Regions from separate parts of the Homo sapiens genome. Here regions 1 and 3 are each linked to region 2. Evidence: chromatin contacts called from ENCODE Hi-C or POLR2A ChIA-PET data. All regions are on one chromosome and are shown on one strand. The core of a region is the stretch at or near the end of the contact, and the rest is flanking DNA. Distances in the headings are between cores, read along the strand shown.

Evidence for each region. Hi-C counts contacts between places; a loop is a spot of excess contacts on that map. ChIA-PET counts read pairs that join two places held with the same protein, here RNA polymerase II (POLR2A). Pooled maps may share reads with other maps.
Region 1: a map of endothelial cell of hepatic sinusoid shows a loop between it and region 2 (2.2-fold over the local background). The contact joins two enhancer-like sites. A Hi-C loop is called at or near these places in 5 of 168 maps with a recorded cell type or tissue (Caco-2, ectodermal cell, endothelial cell of hepatic sinusoid and 2 more) and 5 of 50 pooled maps. POLR2A ChIA-PET finds 5 or more read pairs at or near these places in 1 of 52 experiments (B cell).
Region 3: a loop to region 2 is called in a pooled map, with 2.2 times the contacts of the local background. The contact joins two enhancer-like sites. A Hi-C loop is called at or near these places in 1 of 50 pooled maps. POLR2A ChIA-PET finds 5 or more read pairs at or near these places in 3 of 52 experiments (A673, H1 and T-cell).

What each region holds. Positions count from the first base shown.
Region 1 is chr9:136,156,630-136,159,329 of GRCh38, forward strand. No RefSeq gene overlaps it. Among named protein-coding and RNA genes, the nearest start is that of TMEM250, 39 kb to the left of the region's middle. RefSeq lists an enhancer at 1-384. Within about 2 kb of position 1,360, at least 2 of the 41 ENCODE cell types and tissues checked have a DNase peak (open chromatin) inside an H3K27ac peak, as active enhancers do.
Region 2 is chr9:136,223,969-136,226,668 of GRCh38, forward strand. It overlaps QSOX2 (quiescin sulfhydryl oxidase 2), which reads right to left. Exons shown (of 12, transcript NM_181701.4): 3 at 893-941; 4 at 39-144. Among named protein-coding and RNA genes, the nearest start is that of LHX3, 20 kb to the left of the region's middle. RefSeq lists enhancers at 1,417-1,466, 1,647-1,726, 1,857-2,076. Within about 2 kb of position 1,448, at least 8 of the 41 ENCODE cell types and tissues checked have a DNase peak (open chromatin) inside an H3K27ac peak, as active enhancers do.
Region 3 is chr9:136,338,001-136,340,700 of GRCh38, forward strand. It overlaps GPSM1 (G protein signaling modulator 1), which reads left to right. Exons shown (of 14, transcript NM_001145638.3): 7 at 555-710; 8 at 1,707-1,815. Among named protein-coding and RNA genes, the nearest start is that of GPSM1, 12 kb to the left of the region's middle. RefSeq lists an enhancer at 1,437-1,486. Within about 2 kb of position 1,416, at least 4 of the 41 ENCODE cell types and tissues checked have a DNase peak (open chromatin) inside an H3K27ac peak, as active enhancers do.

The DNA.
Region 1 (2,700 bases), core at 110-2,609, 67 kb before region 2:
GCCGGCTGTGCGGCCTCCCGCCCGCTCTGTTCAGCAATCTGTCCGGCTGCCTTTCACCAGCCCAGTGGCTCCCATTACCTCGGGGGAAGAGCCACAAATCACCGTGACAGACCAATCAACAGGCCGGGGAATTTTTACACACGCTGCCTCTTGAAGGATGAGTCCCCCTCAGCAGAGCATCAGAATAAATCTCCTCAAAAACTTTCCCCTGAGCCCACCTCCCCCCGGGGCCCCGAGTGGCTGGTGGCCTCCCCCGAACTCACCAGGGCCAAGCCCACCTGCGTCCCTTCCGGCTGGCGGGGCTGGGACCCTCTGCCGCCGTCCCCACTGGACGCCTCCCTGTGTCCCAGGAGGCCGACTCTGAGCTGGGGGTGGTCTGGGGGCCACCAGGGCTGGCTCTGACCAAGTCCACCCCGAGCTGTCCAGCCACGTCCCTGCCGGGACACTGCTGGCCCCTTAGTCCCCCATTCAATGTTGTTGGGCCCTCCCAGCAGGGCCGGAACACCTCATTTCAGCAGGAAGAAAGAAAGCTTTATAAAATAATTCATAGGAAACTTAAAACACTCAGACACCAAGAAATTGCAAATGGGGAAATATGATGGATTATGGGCTGGAGGAAGGCGACTTCCGCAGGCAAAATTGATCCCTTGGAAAATGGTTTTGTCTGCTATGAAAAATGGGTAATATCTCGCTGGGGCTCAAGAGCTATAATCCCGAAAATAATTTGCTTTTGATTTCCTTTTAGCCCCTGTTCTCCCCCCAACCCGTCCCCATTTAGGAGCCCTGGGCCTGCTCGTGGTGGGGGCCCCCTCTTTGTCAGGGCACCTGCTGGGGGCTCCCCCACTTGGTATTGGCTGGTCTACTTAGAGAGAGTCTTTTCTCAACTGATGGCTGACGGGGGTCGGCTCCCAGCGTGGCCGCCTCCCATGCCCCCAGCCCTCCTCTCTTCAAGAATTCCCAATTAGCTTGTCCCTTATCAGGGACTTTTTAAAAACCAAGCATCCAAGAAAAACATCGCATCATCTCTCAGCTGGGCTTGCAGGAAACCGTATCATTTCCTCCCCACCAGATATGCCGAGCAATGTTTCAATCAGAGATTCATGTCAGTACAACAGAACCAGAGAGGGGCATCCCAACCCCTCACCCTACAGAGGGGGGAGCTGGGGCCAGAGGGGAGGGTCTCTCCAGTCAGAAGTGGAGCTGAACCCAGGGTGGGCTTGGCTTTGGTGGAAGGTGTGGACACAAGCCCAGGACTCCAGCCACTGTGGAGAGGGTGGGGACAGAGCTATGAGCTCCGAGGGCCGAGGCCAGGTCAGAGCTCCTTCCTCTGAGGCCAGCCCTGCCGGGGGCTTTCACGACACCCAGACACTCTGCTCCTCCCCAGGCCTACTAAGTTGGGGTTTCCAGGGCAAGGGCAGGAGGCAGCCGTCCCACGTGGGAGAGGTCGTGCCTCCCAGTGCCTGGAGCTTTCTGCAGGTACAATGCTGCCCCTTCAACCCGTGAGCCACCAAAGGTCTCCCTGGGAGCAACGTCCCCAGCGGCTCCAGGTGGCTCCACGGGGTCCCACCTGCCGGGAGTCTCTGCAGTTCCCCTGTGGGCTGCAGCCTTCAGGGCCCTGTGGCAGCCCCGGGGACACTGGCAGGGCCACAGGGCCACTCGTGGACAAAAGACCTTGGGAGCAAGGGTACAGAGTGCTGTCCCCTGAGGTTGCTTTGTTCCTGTGGCAGCTGCCAGGTTTTCCAGGGATGTGGCTCCTGTAGCAGGAGCCCCAAGTGAGGGGTGCTGGGCCCAGGCTTCCAGGAAGAGAGGCCTGGAGGTGGCTGCTCAGCATCTCCTCATGGCCCAGGGACCTTTCCCTCCAGGGTCTGTTTCTTGAGGGTCACTGCGTGTCTCCAGCAGCATTGTCCTGTGGCCCCAGGGAGGAAAGCATGGGTGACCTGCCATGGGGAAGGCGTTTCCTGGAGGAAGAAAGGGCCAGAGATGCTGGGTGGCCACCCTGTGATGGGTGAGGGCCAGGCCTCATGCCTCACTGCTGGCTGCTCTGCTGCTGTGTCCCTGCAGGGTGACACAGGCACACCTTGCTCTGGGCCAGATAACTCCAGGAAAAGCCTCCATCTGTCAGAGCAGGTGCATGCAGCCCTGTGGGAGAAGCACAGCCAGGGACTCAACCCATTTCTTTCTGCTTGTGCAGCCGGGAAGTAGGGCTGTCCCGTCCCTTACCTGTGAGGCCGTTGAACACTGGCCTCCTTGGGCGTTTGTGCATTCACTCCCTAACCAAGTACCCTGACAAAGCTGAATGCATACATTTGTCTTGGAGCCTTCTGGAAAGAGATGATAAACCTCCCAAAGTTCACCCATCAAGGTCAGCACAAGTGATGTCCTGAACCTTAAGCTCCAGTCAAGCTTGGCAATGCATTTGTTAATTGATTGATTGATTGGTTGATTGACATGAAACTTCCTGATCCCTTTCCCAAAGCTGCCTGTTACATAGCACCGGTGATCCCCCACCCTCACCCCATGCACCGCAGCAGCCGGTCCTAATCCAGCCATCACCAAAACGTGTGCATGAGAGAAGGTATGGAATGGCTTCCCTACCATTTACCCACTGGCCTCTCCCAGAAGACCATCAATGGCCAAGGGCTCTGTGATTCAAGGCCGATCAGCTCTGTAATGAAATGTACCTCCCTTGGTGTATTTCAG
Region 2 (2,700 bases), core at 198-2,697:
ACGAGTCTAACGGCCGCCTTCTTCATGGAGCTACTCACTGAATGGGGTCTAGGCGCGGGCAGGCAGGGGGCCGGCTTCCTTCCGTGTGGTTCTGCAGGAAGTCAATCATCGTCTGTCTGACTGTTCGCAGCTCTCGGTCAGGTCCTGCCGGAAGCACACCAGGGTCAGAGCTGTGTGTGCGGCTGTCCTCGTGGGGCAGGCATACACCCAGGGACAGCAGCCCCGTCCCAGCCTGGGGCCCAAAGACAGCAGGGTGCAGGTGGCAGCAACATGTGCAATCCCAATGGGTGTGCCCAATGCCACCCACAGGCGTGGTACAGACAGCGCTGGATTCACACAACTGGAGACCACACAGCAATGACACAAGCATGGGTGGGCCACAGGGACAGGCAACAGAGGCAGATGGCAAGACACGGCACTGCGAGGAGCAGGCCAGGCGGCTCCACTGGGTCACTCACAGGCAGAGCCCCCCCAGGGCGCGGCGAGGAGCAGGCCAGGCAGCTCCACCGGGTCCCTCACAGGCAGAGCCCCCCAGGGTGTGGCCTGCGGGGTCTGATCACACTCTGGGCGATGCTCGGCTGGGTGGGATCATTTGTAAAAATTCATCGGGTGGGTACATGTGATCTGTGCACATCTCCAAATATTTTTACAATAAAAAATTTACTCTGAAAAAGTTTTTACTACAATATTTGCCAAGCAAGGCAAAGCACAAAATTAAAATTTCTCTTTGAAACTATTAATATCTGAACTCTTAAGGGAAAGCAGGCAGGAAGGTCAGCAGAGGGAAAGGTGCTGACCCAGGCTGGGAGCTCCCCAGGCTCTGGGACCGTGTGTCTTTAGCAGGTTTATGAGGGGAATCTCAGGGACTAAAATACAATGCTTATGTCCTTACCTTTAAAATTTTCTCCAGTTGTAAACTCCTTTGTAAATGCTTTAAAATACTAAGAGGAAAAACACAGAACAAGTAAGAGGCAGCCTTCCATGGGCATCTGCATGTGTTTAAGCAACAAAACGCCCGTCACCTTAGAGGGAGCTTTACTCAATTTCCTTCGGAAAGTTTTCATAAATTAATGACAAACCACACGCTTCTCCTTGTCTTTGTGCATATTAATGTTTCCTGTCAGATTTACGAGGGGGCTAAGGTTAGCTCCAATCAGCATTCCCATCATTTACATTTTCTGACCCAACAGGGCTAGAAGCAAGACAGTTCAACTGGGCTGGAATCATAAAAGACACCGCTCTCTGGGACTTGGTAGTGAGCCTATGTCTTAATGGTTAGCTGTAGCGTTAGCTGTGACAACACGGAGGATGTGCAGGAGGAGGAGACACCACGCAGTATCTCTGAGTGGATGATTAGGTTCTTATGTTAACATTAAAAACTTTCTTCATCAAAGGGTACGTTAGAGACAGCGACGAGACAAGGTTACATGATGGCGGAGATGAGGTCGGTAAGAAAAGCACTGGCCAGCTAAGAGGGAAACGTGCAGATGACAGGAAGACACTTCACCCATGACACCCACGGCCCACAAAGCCAGATGTGCTGGCACTGCAGCCGCCAGGGAAATGCAAACGAAGCCGCCAGTGCTTCCTGCTGCACTGGTCCCTGGGCGAGCACAAAACTGCCTGACACTGCTGGCCCTGCAGGTCTGTTGTGCACAGACCCGGTTCGCGGCCCAGTGGCTTCTCTCCCAGCCTCAGCTCTCCCCTTGCCCGGGAAGGCGCACAGCAGCGCCGTTCAAAGCCACCAAAGCCTGGAAGAGCCCACACACCTGGCAACGGGGGGCTCTGGTTCTCAGAGTGACGTCACTGGACAATCCCATCCAATGAGCATCGTAGTGGATCTGGGCAATGTCCCATTAAGTAACAGAAAGAGGGCCCGAAAGTTTACATACAGCACAGTGTGAACTGTGTCTGAAGCAAAATCAAAATACAACAGGAAGCCATGCTGACGTAATCACACGCAGAGGCAGGCAAGCAAGTGTGCGACACAGGCCCCGAGAGGCCCTGGGGCAGGGCTGACACCGGTGCCGCCCAGCGTGGCACCTGTTAGGGCAGGACCACAGGTGCTGCCAGCACAGTGAAAACAACAGCCCCCAAAATACAAGCGAAGCCACCATGACATGACACCACACCACACAGCAAGGCACCAGGGCTGACAAGGACGGAGTTTTACTCAAATTGACAAAGCTTCCCAGGAAGTGGGCCCAAGGCGCCCACGTTTCTGGAGATGTCCATGTCAAGGCACGCAGGAGGCAGTGGCACCCGCAGGTACACACATGCTATGCACGGGCCTGCAACAGGGTCACAGGTACCTCCGCCCCCTAGTGGGAGCAATGGGCACAGCCTTGTCTGCAGGGCTGACTTTGGCTGGGGAAGGCAGAGGCCCTGTGCCTGTGTGTGCGTGTGTGTGTGCATGAGTGTGCATGTGTGAGAGCCCCATGGTACACGGACCACACGCGTGGCTTCAGGCTGGGGTGCCAGCCCTCGCAGTCCTGGTCTCCTTGCGCCCCCTGGCCGTGCAGGCTGCAGGGGGTCTTTTCACGCATCCCCTCCATGTGACCGGGTCTGTGTGAGCGTGGACAGTCCCACAGACACTTCCACAGCACAACAGGGTGGAACAAGAGCTGCCCCCACCAAACATCAGCTCCTACAATTCCTACGAAGTTCCAAGGAGAGAGCCAGAGAAGCCGAAAACACAGG
Region 3 (2,700 bases), core at 166-2,665, 110 kb after region 2:
GGGGGGGCTGGATGCCAGGCCAAGGAAGTGCCCGCCCCAAGCTGGGAATCTGACTGCCTCCCCTCCCCTCCCCAGAAGGCAAGGTGGGGTTCTAGGCTGCCCCGGGAAGGGCAGACGGACAAAGCTCATGGGGAGGCAGGCGGTGGGGGAGCCGGCCTATGGGAGGTCTGGGCCATCTGCCTCCTGGCCTGAGCCACAGAGCAGCGCCTGCCGGGTGGAGCCCGGCTGTCAGCACGGGGTCCTGTGCCCAGCCCTAAACTTAACCCCATCTCAGCCTGAGCAGTGGGCACAGCAGTCTCAGGTCCTCCGGGGAGGAGTGGTGGCGGCTCAGGGTGGTCAGGCAACTTGCCAGAGCCTGGCAGGACCCCCCGTCCCCCTGGGGCCAACAGTCCCGCTCTGTGGCCATGTGAGGGTGGGGATGAAGCTGGACCCCAGAGAGGCCCCAGTGGGATTCCGGGGCAGGGGACCATCGGGCAGACTGCGTCCCCATTCTTACCTTCCACCCCTCACCCTGGAGCCCTCCTCCTGGGGGCTGACCCTGCCACTCTGCACAGGAAGACGCTGCAACTGTCTCGGCAGCTCAGGGACCAGGCAGTGGAGGCGCAGGCCTGCTACAGTCTGGGCAACACCTACACGCTGCTGCAGGACTACGAGCGCGCGGCCGAGTACCACCTGCGGCACCTGCTCATTGCCCAGGAGCTGGCCGACAGGTGCGTGGGCGCGGACGCGGCGGGCAGACCCGGCCCGGCCCACAGGCTGAATTACCGCGGCCCAGGCGAGGTGGCCTGGGTCCCATCCCCTGCTCTGCCACTGACCATGCTGTGACCCAGGAGTGGCAACGCCACTGTGGGGACTGAGCCAGACAGTGTGGACATTGGGCCGGCCACTGACCCCTGGCACAAGCGGGTGGGGTCCCCCTCCCATCCCTCAATTCGCCACCCTGTTGCCCCCACCACCCATGTATGTATGTAAATATCACTCTCTGGAGAGAGACAGGCTGGCAAACCACAGGCCCCTAAGTACTGTCTTGTGTGCAGGTCTGGGGTGGGTGGTGGCCGGAACAAGGGGCTCAGAGCCACAGGCCTGTGGCCTTTCACAGGCAGCAGAGAGGAGAGGTCTTTTGAAAGGCTGCCCTGCCTGGAGGCTTAAAAGTGGCCCAAGGTTTTCCTTTGTGGCGTGGTGAGGAGAATGTTCTGGAATAGACAGAGGTGCCGGTTGCACAGCATGAATGTACAAAATGCCAGTGGATCGTCCACGTGAAAATGATCAAATTCCTGTTAGACGCATTTCCCTCCAATATAAAAACAACCCCCTCACCCAGTGACTTGGAGGGTGCCCGTAAGGGTGGAGGGAGTGCAAGGGAGGAGGCTTGCCGGCCGCCAGGGGGCGAGCGAGGCCAAGGGCCCAGAAACTGCCCGCAAAGGCAGAGCCGGCCACAGGCCAGGTTGCTTGGACTCTGCGCTAATCCTTTTAATGGGAAGAAAAAAGGCAGAGCTGATTGGGGCTTATGCTTGAAGGTGGCAGAATTTGTGGGAGGTCCAGCTGGGGGCATTATCCTGTCATCCGGCCAATGCCCCTTGGGCCTGGGGGCCCCTGATGACCCTCGAAGCCAGGGTCATGCTGGGGCCGTGACCACCAGGGGAGGGGCTGGGGCTGGGGGCTGGCCTGGAGAGGGCGGGTATGAATCTGGTCTCCCTCTCTGGCAGAGTGGGCGAGGGCCGGGCGTGCTGGAGCCTGGGAAATGCCTACGTGTCCATGGGGCGCCCAGCGCAGGCCCTGACCTTCGCCAAGAAGCACCTGCAGATCTCCCAGGAGGTGAGCCAGGCCTGCCCCCAGAAGTCCCGGGCACTGCCCAGCCCACTCCAGACGGGCCGGGTCCCCTCTGCCCCGAGCGAGCGTGTGCGTGCCTGGGCCCCCCTCATCCTTTCAGGGCCATTGCAGCTGCCTGGTCCTTCCGAGGCCTGGTGATGACATGTCTACCATGCCCGGGGGTTTTTCCTGCAGCCCCCAGCTGGTGCCTTCCTGGGCAGCTGCGTCTCCTCCTCCTTGGAGAGTTTGCACAGGGTCTCTGTGGGCTCCGCCCATCAGCGCCCTCCTACTGTGGTCAGGGCGGAACATCACAGATGAACTGTGGGCCTCCCGGCTCCCGGCCTGTCCTTACATCACCCACTCCCACGCCACCTCCCTCTGCACACCCCGAGCCTGTTCATGCTAAAGACGGTGCCAGCCCCTACTGACCACCATAGACCCATGTAGGAGGTGGCCGGGTGGGGAGGCCTGCAGGTGCCCAGGTGAGGGTGGAGAGGGGCGGGCATGGGAAGGTCAGCAGAGCCCTCGTCTGAAGAGCTTCACTGGCAGCCAGCAGGCAGCCCCCGTGTCCCTCTGAGTGCAGGCTACAGCCTCCAGGGCCTTCCAGGGCTCCATGTGGCCCTCCCCCCAACCCCATGCCACCTCTCTTCTGCTTGACTTAAGCAAACAGTTAGTTCCTGAGTGATGTGGATGTTCCCGGGAGGGTCCCCCACAGAGCCTCGGCGCACAAGGCAGGGGCTGAGAGAGGTGCAGCCGGGCGGGGCCGGGCCCCTCGCGCACCGGAGGGCACAGGCCCAACCGCCTGGGACCCCAAGCATCTCTGGGGTGAACTAGGGGCTGTTGAGGACCTGTGGGGCCACCTCACCCAGGGACAGACCCCCAGACTCCACC